Linked DNA regions of Mus musculus: region 2 is linked to region 1. A link is a loop called in an ENCODE intact Hi-C map of the cell type or tissue named here. Cell type or tissue: heart. All regions are shown on one strand. Links, peaks and the distances in the headings refer to the core of each region. The heading gives the core; the rest is flanking DNA.

What was found. A loop is a pair of places that touch in the nucleus more often than their neighbours do. Peaks named below come from ENCODE experiments on the same cell type or tissue, not always from the same donor. Only the 100,000 strongest peaks of a DNase experiment are listed, where the experiment ranks them.
Region 2: a loop joins it to region 1, with 1.9 times the contacts of the local background. A loop is called at or near these places in 2 of 42 quality-filtered maps.

What each region holds. Positions count from the first base shown.
Region 1 is chr13:44,620,409-44,626,303 of GRCm38, forward strand. All of the region lies in intron 1 of Gm40931 (a long non-coding RNA gene), which reads right to left. Among named protein-coding and RNA genes, the nearest start is that of Gm40931, 14 kb to the right of the region's middle. In heart, for the core only: no CTCF peak of the experiment used is centred there; a DNase peak (open chromatin) is centred at 2,403; H3K27ac peaks cover 2,377 bases.
Region 2 is chr13:44,566,874-44,572,768 of GRCm38, forward strand. It overlaps Gm34276 (a long non-coding RNA gene), which reads right to left and starts at 1,770. Exons shown (of 5, transcript XR_873341.2): 1 at 1,568-1,770. In heart, for the core only: no CTCF peak of the experiment used is centred there; a DNase peak (open chromatin) is centred at 2,678.

The DNA of each region.
Region 1 (5,895 bases), core at 880-4,879:
TCACTGTATAGTCTGGCTAGCCTAGAACTTGCTATATAAACCAGGCTAGCCTTAAAGTCACAGAGACCTGCCTACTTCTCCTCCTAGGGCTGGGATTAAAGTCATTTGCTGCCAAGCACTCCTTGGAATAGATAGATACAGTGAAACATCTTGGAGAGGGAATCCAAATCTAAACATAAAATTCACTCCTGTTTAGCATACAACTTATAACATAGCCTCAGTGCAATTTTATATATTTGTATATAACCTAATACAGGGAACAACGTGTCATGGTGTGAGATGACCATACCAGTGCTTTAAAAAAAATGCAGATTTTGGATTATTCTAGATTTGGAATTTTTGGATTAACGGTACTAAACCTGTATCAGACTAGGGGACTTAAGTCATAGAAATTTAATTTTTTTTCATGGTTCTAGAGACAAGAAACCCAAGAGAGCAGGAAACAGCAGGTTCTGACTCTAGTGAGGAAACTCTTTCTAAACAAAAGAAATCCATCAGATCGGGCTGGTGAGATGGCTCAGTGGATAAGAGCACCCGACTGCTCTTCCAAAGGTTCGGAGTTCAAATCCCAGCAACCACATGGTGGCTCACAACCATCCGTAAAAAGATCTGACTCCCTCTTCTGGAGTGTCTGAAGACAGCTACAGTGTACTTACATATAATAAATAAATAAATCTTTAAAAAAAAAAAAAAAAAAAAAAAAAGAAATCCATCAGATCACTGTGCCCTCGTGCATTAGAGACAGGGAGCTGCCTTGTATCTCCTCATTGGGTACCAATCCCTTCATGACCGCATCTAATTCCCCTGGAGACCCTATCTCCAAACATCATCACTGTAGCGGTATGATAGCTAGATCTAAATGTTAATTTAAATGTTCATTTGACACAACCTAGAGTCACCGAAAAGGAGAGTCTATGTGAGGGATCGGTCTGTGGACATGTCTGGTGTGTATGTATGTGCCTTGATTGTGTTAATACACGAGAGCAGTACCATTTCCTGGGCTTGGGTCCTAGAATACAAGAGAGGTGTCCTAATTAGGATTTGTCTTGCTACAATGAATCACCATGACCAAATAGCAAGTTGGGGAGGAAAGGATTTAAGGAGCTGACACTTCCAGATCATATTTCATCTGAAGGAAGCCAGAACAGGGACTCAAACAGGGCAGGAACCTGGAGGCAGGAGCTGATGCAGAGGCCATGGAGGGATGCTGCTTACTGGCTTGTTCCCCAGGGCTTTGTTCAAGCTGCTTTCTTATAGAACCCAGGACCACCAGCCCAAGGGTGGCTCCACCCACAATGGGCCCTCCCACCTCAGTCACTAATTAAGAAAAGGCCCTACAGCCTGATCTTATGGAGGCATTTTCCCAGTTGAGTTTCCCTCCTTTCAGATGATCCTAGCTTGTGTCAGGTTGACATAAAACTATCTAGGACAAGGGGAGAGAGTGAACTGAGTCACAGCGAGTATGAATGTATCCTCTGTTCTCTGGCCTTGGGATTCTTTTTGTTTGTTTGTTTTTTGTTTGGGGGGGTGTTTGTTTTTGGAGTTTTGTTTGTTTGTTTTTCGGGACAGGGTTTCTCTGTGTAACCCTGGCTGTCCTGGAACTCACTTTGTAGACCAGGCTGGCCTCGAACTCAGAAATCTGCCTGCCTCTGCTTCTGCCTCACAAGTGCTGGGATTAAAGGTGTGCACCACCACGCCCGGCTTAGCCTTGGGATTCTTGCTGTCAGACATCGCTGCTGCTCACTGACTCTGATCTCTTTTCTTCCAGGCTACAGGAGTTTGAGATTTTCAGCCCCTGAATGTATGTGGCAAGGCCATTAGACTCACTTTCGCCAGCTCGTGACCATGGATATGAGGTAACCAGCTACCTCAAGTCCCTGTCACTTTGACTTCCTGAGGGAATGGTGGGTGTAACCTGGATGTGAAGCCAGATGAATACTTTCTCTCTCTAAGTTGCTATTGTCCGAGATGTCTTATCACAGCAACAGAAAGTAGGACACGGGGTTAGACCTTCAACATAGACTGGGGTGTGAGGTACACATCCAATCCAAAGACCTCATCTACCTATTAGGTGACACACACCTGCCAGACCACCCACCTCCCTGTGCAGTGAACAGGAAAACAGTTCAAGTCCTACAGATTAACTCCTCCAATGTGCAAGGATTCCAGGCCACTGACGTCAGATGACCCCAGATCAGTCCTTTAATAACCACCCCTGTGCCACTAGCATTTGTGTGCCACACTCCCCACACAACCTTTGCAACAGGGGAGGGGACAAATCAAGAAGGTCACCGTTCCCCTCCTCCCTCAGAAAACTGGGCCGGCTAGTCAGCAGAGAGAATTCTCAGGGGGAACGTTGCCCAGCTCCAGAAGTGGCCTTGGAAGCTGGCATGGTCCCCTGATTGGAAATAACCCCAAGGGAAGGACAGCCTGGCTGGGACCCAGGCTGACAGATTCCCTCTGGGGCTCCCACAGACCGGTTTAGCAGGAACTGCCCTCTGCACCCCTTACACTGTTCATGTTAGCACAGCCGGTCGAGGAGACAGCTTGTATTTCACCTTCAACAACAGTCCTTGTCCCCAGTCTCAGCACCCATGCCACACTGCAGGACTGCAAGCCCCTTCTGTTCTCTAGCCATCCCCCTCTACACACACTGCCTTTCCTACCCCCTACCCCAGGGGTTTAAGGAGGCACCATGCGCTGTTTGGGAACACTGTGCCCCATCTCTATTAATAATGCATGCAGAGAGCCCATCTCCGAGGAGCTCCAAGTGCTTTCCAGGCATTATCTAATTAGCCCTCACCACATCCCGGTGAGGTTCAACAGATGCTGAGCTCCAGCGAAGCCATCAGGGAAAAAAAAAAAAAAGAAACATTGGCTCAAACAGAGCAGCTAAGGTACACGGGCCTCCTCCTGGCTCTCCACCAAAGCAGGAGGCACACAAACGGGCCTTACTCAAGGAGTGAGTGATACCCAAATACATGAAAAAGCAACTGTTTCCACGCCCAACAACACGACTGACACAGCAAAAGCAGGCCATGACACAGGTCGGCCACAAACTCCAACACTTCCGAGACCATCCAGTGAGTGTGGGAGGTGTCTGTGATGGACTCACACATGTTCCAGCTTCCAGTCAGGACATCTGACCTAGAGTGCGGGAGGCCAGTAAGATGGCTCAGCTCTTACAGACACTTGCCACCAAGTCTGAGGATCTAAATTCAATCCCTAGGCCTGACACAGTGAACAAAAGCAACTGACTTCCTCAAGTCATCCTGTGACTCCACGCAAGCACTGTGACACACATACACACACACATACACACACACACACACACACACACACACACACACGAGAGCAATAAACAAACAAAATAGATGAAGAATGGAAAACTTAGCATTAAAAAATAAATTGAGTGATTGAACTTTACTGGATGCTCCTCTAGGCAAGCATGAGTTCATTTTTTCATTGTTTTCCAGGCAGGGGGAAGTAGGTTGTCGCACTATGAAGTGCCACACTATGCATCCCAATCCTGCCCCTGCCTCCAGAGCGCTGGGACGGTTGCAGATGCTCAACCTACAGCTGCAATCTCCTTCCGAGAATCATCTGCCTTCTCAAGAAAGAGACCTATGGATGGGGCTGGAGATGAGGCTCAGTGGTAGAACACTTGCCTAGATATGCAAGTTCCATCCAGACCTACAAAGTAATAATGAATAGCAATAGGAAGAGGAGGGAGAAGGAGGGGGAGGAGGAGGAGAAGAGGGAGGAGGAGGAGGAACTGAGCATGATAGCCCAGGCCTGCAATTCCAGACTGAGAGACTGAGGGAGGAGATCCTCTCGTGCCACGCCAGCCTGGCCTCTGTAATAAGGCCCTCTGTCCACAAAATTAAAAAGAATTGGTGGGGACTGGAAGTGGTAGTGTAATGTGTTGCAGTGCTGGGGACTGAGTGGGCCTTGTTCCAGAGGTACCTTATCAGTGAAGTAGATACCCAGTAGGTAGGTATGGTAAGCTTGCTGAACTTTCTGAACCAGGCGTGGGGGCTGGGATATGACAACCTCACCTTCCTGGAAGTCCAGGGATCTGGATTTTCTTCAGGGCTTTATTTCGACTGAGAAGGTTAACCCTAAATTTCAATCTGATTGAAGCACAGGAGGCCCAGGTTAAACTTTATAGCTGTGTGTGTCTGAGAGGGCAGTTCTGGATAAGATTAGCAGTTGAATACATGGACTGGATTAAAAAGAAAAAAAGCTATCCTCCCTGACATGGGTGGGCTTCACCCAACCAGTGGAGGGCCTGAGATGACAAAAGGTAAAAAGGGAGGCATTTGCCCTTCCATCTTGAGCGTGAGCTGAGCTGGCCCTTGTCCCAGCACCAGTTCCTCCGGTTCTCTGGCCTTGGGATTCTTGCTGTCAGTTATCGCTGCTGCTCACTGACTCCGATCTCTTTCCTTCCAGGCTGCAGGAGTTTGAGATTTTCAGCCCCTGAATGTATGTGGCAAGGCCATTAGACTCGCTTTCGCCAGTGAACAGTGGGCGGAGCGATGTCTGTCACTGGCAAGTGGAAACATTCAACTGCTGCCGCAGGTCTCTCCTGTTCTCTTCTTCTTTGTGGTCGCATCGAAGTCACACACAGAGGCTGGCCTGCATCTGTCAGGTTGCAGGAGTGACCGGCATGGCCTGAACCGCCCTGCTAGCCTGTAACACATGTACAAGACTCGGGTACCGTGGGGAAGCGTGTGCTTAGCATGGGAGAGGTCCCAGGTTCAGTCTCAGGCACCAAAATAAACAAAAACAAAAGCCAAGAGCAAGAGATACATTTGTTCCTTTTCCTTCTGTTTTTGTTGGCCGTGGTTTGGTTTGGTTTGGGGTTTTTGTTGTAGTTACTGCTTTGTTTTTAATTTTTAGATAATATACATATTTACCTATTGTATGTGGTATGTGTGTGGCCTCTTGTGAAGATCAGAGGACAACTTGGAGAAGTCGGTTCTCTCGTTCCACTCTGTAGGTTCTGGGAATCAAACTTAGACCTTCAGGCTTATCGGAGGGTGTTCTTACCTAATAGACCATCTCTTCTCCTCCTCTTTTTCTTTTCTTTTCTTTTCTTTTCTTTTCTTTTTTTTTTTTTTTTTTGAGACAACGGCTCACCCAAGGTGACCTTGGAATTATTTCTTTTCCTCCCCCTGCCCCCTGGCCCCCGCCCTGTTCTCTGTGTCTGTGTGTGTCTGTGTGTGCCTGTGTCTGTGTCTGCGTCTGTGTGTGCGCGCACGTTTGATGTGTGTGCATGTCTGTGTTGGGGTTCGAAGATAACTGTGGGATAGATCCTTGTCATCCGTGTAGTTCAAGACAACGTCTTGCCACAGCATATGCCAAGGTTGCTGCTCCCTAAGCACCTGGGGATTCTCCAGTTTCTGCCTCCCACTTCACAGCCCCTTTGCTTTACATGGGTTCTAAGACGTAAGCTCAGATCTTCACGTTTTCAAATTCAGACCCTTGCACTTGTAAGGCAAGCATTTTACCCACTAAACAAAGCGTTTTTTTTTTTTTTTTCCTGTTTTTCTCCTCCCCTTAGGGGATGGGGATTTCCCCAAGGTAACCCAAGCTGGCCTCAAACCCGTGAGTTCCTCTGCCTCCGAGGTACTGGGATGACAGCTATACCCAGCTAATAGGACTGTCACAGTTTGGCTTTGGTTATTACCAGGTCTTTGCCTAGTCTGGCCTTACCGATACACTGTCCAGAACACTCGGTCAGTGTCATGCTCTGCTCTGCCTCAGCCATCAGCTGAAGCTGGACAGTAATCTCCCTCAAACCAAATGATTTAGTATCCGCCTCCAGGAGTTCAGGTATGAGCTAATCGTGCGATAGTGAAATTGCAACCATTGTAGAAAACATAAGTCTTT
Region 2 (5,895 bases), core at 674-4,673, 54 kb before region 1:
CTAGATAAGCTGGCCTGGGCATAGTGTATCATACCTGTAGAACCAGGACCAGGACTTGGGAGGTAGAGGCAGGAGCTACATCGAGAGTATGAAGTCAGCCTAAGTTCCATGAGATACTGTCTCAAAATAAATAAATAACAATAAAATTAGAAGTTGTAGCTGGGGATAGTGACCCATGCCTTTAGTCTTAGCACTTGGGAGACAGAGGCAGGTGGATCTCTGTGAGTAATGTGATCTGCATAGTGAGTTCCAGGATAGGTCAGGCTACATGGTGAAACTCTGGGGCAGCGGGGGAGCTAGAGGTTGTGTGAGTTCCCAGCCATTAAACTCACAAGCATGGTTCCTAATTCGGATGTGTCTCTCTGTGTCTTCCTCTCCTTCAATCAGCAAGACAAAATCCTGCTTTTAAAAAGTCTGTGTAATTATCTCAGTTCTACCACCATCCAAACTTGGCTGCCACATCTTAAGGATAACTGACTTGAGATCTTAATTATATGTGGGGGGAAAATCCTTTTACAGGAGGAGTGCCTAGATTCATGCTGTAGTAAGTACCTAGGACAGGATATACATACGCCAATGGCCAGCATTTTGGGGAGCCCCTCTGAGTCCTGGCCCTGGCCCAAGAAGATCCACATTCCAAAAGCAAAATCCATTCACCCCACCTGAGGTTCCCAAAGGTTTTTATCCCCTTAAAGCACAGTGGAGGTTTAGTAAGCAGAACAATTCTGTGCCCTGTGCATCTCAGCATCTCGGTGTTCAGCTAAGGCCCTGTACACTTTCTAGCTGACACCTTAGTCTGTTTGCCTGGTCTCCTTTCTCTAACAGAGCAGGTATCGTTGCTATAATCTTTTAGTCTTACATCTGGTGTTCTTCAGGAAACTCTCTCTTTCTCTCTCTCTCTCTCTCTCTCTCTCTCTCTCTCCCCCCCTCCTTCCCTCCTGTTTGTGTTGGTCATGTTCCAACCAATAGCTCTCCACCAACGTCTGATTAAACTGGCCTGGATAACTGGCTTTGCTACCTGGATTCTCCCCCTCCCTCTGGCATAGTCCCTATTTGCCAGAAAGACAATATGGTCTCATGGCAAGAGTTAGGACCTTGGAATTAAGTAAATGCAGATTCAGATCTTTCTCCTCCAACAACTTCTAGATGAATATACTTAGTGTCTTGGGCTCCCCATCTCCTCCTCTATTTGTTTGGGGGAATCTCTACCATGCTTGGCAATGAAAGTATACAATATTCATGAGAATTAAATAACATGAGATCCACAGCACATATTCACTGGGTCCATGGAATGGACCTATGACTCGAGTGCTTGGAACATCAAGGCAGAAAGAACAGGAGTTGAAGGTCAACTTCAGCTACATAGCAGGTTCAAGGCCTGCATGCGCTCTACAAGTGACCAACAACAAAGTAGACTGACGGCATGTTACAAGTGTATGATTGGGATGTTAAGTGTCCTCTCTCAACCTCCTACCCCATACTATTACCACTCTCTTCTCCCTCTCAAGAGGTACTGCAGGCTGATGATCCAGCCATGGTCATCCAGTTCTCAGTAGAAGATGTTCACCTTATGGTTGCATCCAACCTGATTCCGTGGCAATGACCACCAGACATGAGTTCTGCGACATGGACTTTGATGCTAACCCATCATTTCCAGGTGGAGCGATTCGAGTCATAATCCTGGTCTCCCAGTGTCCGGATGCCATCTGCCATACTTTTGTTTCAAAATGCACTTGGACCACGTTCTCGTCCACTGTTGCTGTTCTCTTAACAGATTTATGCTCCTAAGAGAAAGAATTTGAACTTGAAAGTGTTTCAAATACATCCCTTCTAGAGATTTGGGATTAACAACGGATTAATGGTCAAAAGTAACTTCACCAAAGAATAGCGGCTGCCCAGAAGGACCTGGTACGGACTGCCTGGTACAAAGCAACACTTTCTGGTGAACTTCTTAAGGCGCTGATATGAAAGGGCCAAGAGTCACCTACTTAAGTAATGCTCTCTTTGGCAAAGCAGTGCGGTTCAGTTCCTTGGTCACAATGAACTATTATGTGTATAAGACACTGACTTAAGAGAAGTATCAACCAGTCATAAGACTTTATTGTTTAATACCTAAAGCATGATTCTAACTCGGTGGTATTTTTTGCAAACCTAATGTCCATCACATAAGAATGATTTGAACAGCTTGTCTCCTTCGTTAAATACTTTTGATTTCAAGCAATCATCAGAACACCACTACAGACATCCCCGCTGGAGAAAGAATAGTACAGAACCAGGAGCCACCATAGCTCAAATGCCTTCTTCTTCATCTTTGTGCTGCTAAGCAAGACTCTAAGGGCAAGAATGAGACATTCGCTGAGTCCTAATGACCCAGACATGGAGAGCACCTCTTCCCCGAGTGGATCATGCCAAAGCAAGCCCCTTTAAGTAAACAGGCTCATCTATGAATCATTAGAGACAGAGGTGCCAAGAAAGCTACTGGATTAGTTCAGCATTATAGGCAGGAGGCTTGCAGTTGCCAACTGCTTTATAACCATTTTTATGAAGTATTACTCACAGTCCTCCAAGGAGCTAAATGAGGAAAATAAGTCTTTTACTTAAAGAGGCATTTGGCCACAGTCATTCTGGGAGCAGCAAGTTCATGTTCCAACTTCCAGACGACTCTCTAGGTCAACATTCTGTCACATGGAACACTTGGCCTAACAGCAAGAATGTCCTCATGTTAATGGACACAAGGTGTGAGGTTATATTAAGAGCCCAAGTTGAGTGGATCAGTGAAGTACAGCTGAGCCCAGAAGACAGAAAACCTGCTTCTGGCGATGGTCAGCTCTTTGATTAAAATCAGTGGTAAAGTCCAGGTACAGTACATTGGCCCTAACAGGGGCTGCTATGGTTTGGATTTTAAATGCTCCTACCCCCACATACTGAAGGTTTGATTCCCCAGAGTGGTTGTATTGAGAAGCAGTGGAGTCTTCCAAAAGAAGGTTCTAGTAGGACGTTGTGGTGGTTTGAATGAGAATGGCCTTGTGGGGTCATATATTTAAAGGTTTGGTTCCCAGTTGATGGAACCGTTTGGAAAGGATTAGAAGTTAAGGCTTTGTTGGAGGAAGTATGTCACTAGGGGTGGGATTTGAGGTTTTAAAAGCCTACCCTTCTCCCAGTTAGTACTCTCCCCACTCCCCCTCCCTCCCTTCTCCCTCCCCTGACCCCTTCCCCCTTCCCTCTCCTCCCTCTCTCCCCCATGCCCTTGCTTGTGAATTAGATATAAACTCTAAGATACTGCCCCAGAATCATCCCTGCCATGGTCATGCCCGCCCTCTGAAACTGTAAACAAGCCCACAATTAAATGCTTTCTTTTGTAAGTTGCTCGTTGTGGTGCTCTTTGCAGCAATAGAACAGTAAGGATGGCACAGGTCCTTAGTTGTAGGAGAGCATGCCCTTAAGGGGATTGTGGGACCAAGACCTTTTCCTTTTTGGCTCAAGACAGTGAGTTGATTTTTGCTCCTTCTTGTGATCCTGTCATCTTCTGCTCCTCCACTACAGGTCAAAAGAAGCTGCCTACCCCATTAAGGACTATGCATAAGGCCAAATAAACCTTTCCACTTTATAAGCTGATTGTCCCAGGCATCATCTGTTATAGTGATGAATGGCTGTGCTCTATGTACCTAATACTTCCCCATCATTTCCCACTGAGAGTCTTTCTAACAAAAAGACCTTTGTATTTAAATACAATGGCTTAGGTACATGTAATAGCCCAGAGGTAGATACCTCTAAGATTGTCTGGTGCCTCTGTCATCCTCAACATCTAGCTTCTTTGAGTTCAAGGCTCCAGGCTCTCCATTCCTCACCATCAGGAAGCAGATAGAATAAGGCCCAGCAGCACTTGGGAGATAGGAATTCAAGGTCACCCTTGGCTACTTAACAACATTGAGGCAAGTCTGACTGTTTGATATTCTGTGTCTTTAGAAAAACAAAAAAATCAGCTACTTGGCCACAAGTTGGAAAGAGGGCTAGGGAACAGAATCTGGTTGTATCTTCAAATGCCTGACAGAAACAGTGTATACAGAAAGAAGGATAATGGTGGACAGCAGGTAGCCATTAGCTCATGACACATAACAGGCAAGAATGTAGCGAGCGCCCTCAGATCCAAGGTGCACCTTCCATGTCGCAGTAAGAGGAAAAAAAAGAAAAACAAAAAACCAAGAGTAATGTTAACACTGATGTGACCACAGCAAATCTGCAATGGTGAAACAGGGGTGATGCCAGGATACAGACAGGTGGGATTCTGATACCTGTCCTATCATATGAGACATATGATAGGACATATGTCCTATCATATGATATCATAGGAGACCTTAAACATGCCAATCAAGGCCTCTGTCTGTGGTGGTTGGATATGCTTGGGCCAGAGAGTAGCACTAGTAGGAGGTTTTTGGCCTTGTTGGAGTGGATGTGGCCTTGTTGGAGGAAGTGTGTCACGGTGGGGGTGGGCCTTGAGGCCCTCCTCCTTGACACATGGGAAATACTCTGCTCCTGGCTTCCTTTGGAACAAGATGTAGAACTCACAGGTCTTTCTCCAGCGTCATGCCTGCTTGGATGCTGCCATGCTTCCCACCTTGATGATAATGGACTGAAGCGCTGAAAACTGTAAGCCAGCCCAATGAAATGTTGCCTTTTATAAGAGTTGCCTTGGTCATGGTGTCTGTTCACAGTAATAAAACCCTAATTATGACAACATCTTAATTTCTTCGTGCACAAAATTAAAAAGTTCCCTGACACCCACTTTCAATCCCAGCACTTAGCAGACAGAGGAGGGAGAAGGAGGATTGAGACCATCCTCAACTACATAGTAATTTTTGAGACCAGACTGGGGCATATGAGACCCTTTTTCAAAATCCATAAATAAATAAACAAAAATTATACTGGATGACAAATAAGCTTACTTCTAGACCTTTCACTTGATGATGTCAAGGTAGATAAAATAACATGATAAATTTTATAATAGACCATATCCCCTCAAGTTATATAAATGTAATAAATAGATCAGAACTGATATCATGACAACTTTTCAGTCAAAAATTAGATGTATAAGTTCTATCTGCTTGATTTGGTATTATAAATGAGTCTTCTGTGTTTCTAAAGTTATACTGTCAGTCAGTCTCCATCATTTACATCCAGTTATTAATATAGCTGCTTTCTTTATCTATTTGTTTGCTGGTTGGGGCTTTGGGTGTGTGTAGTTTATGGGAGGGGGAGTATTTGTTTGAGACAAGGACTCACTGTTTTCCTAGGCTAGTCTGGAACTCACTGGGTAGTTTGGATTAACCTCAAACTCATAGCAATCTTACTGCCTCAGACCCCCAAGCATGGGTATGAGTGATCTTGTCTAGCCCAATATATTTTTATTATATTTAATTATTCATGTGGGAATGGGGCACACATGTGGGGGGACAGGGGACAACTTGAGAAGGTTGTTTCTCTTCTTCTACCATTTGGTTCTACATCTCAGATTTATAAGCAAGCGTCTTTATCCTCTAAGCCATTTTGCTGCCCTGCACCAATACCCCTCCCCCCTTGCCACATGTATATTTCTTTTAAAACTCAATTTTCCTTGTATAAATACTCAATCACTTTCAATAAAGAAATGGGAACGTGTGTAAAATTTCAGTAGATCATGATCCAATTTCATCTATAAGCCTAAGTTATCACGAACAACTTACCAAAGGTTAATACAAAAAAACACCTAGCAATTCACAATCTATTCATTTCACAGTAAAGGCAAACATAGCTTTACAAAGATTTTCCTCTGCTCTATTCATTTAAATGTCTCCCATTAGTGGGGAGGATATTTGATTTTCGGAAACAGGAGATACCTGGATCAGAAGGCCTTACAGA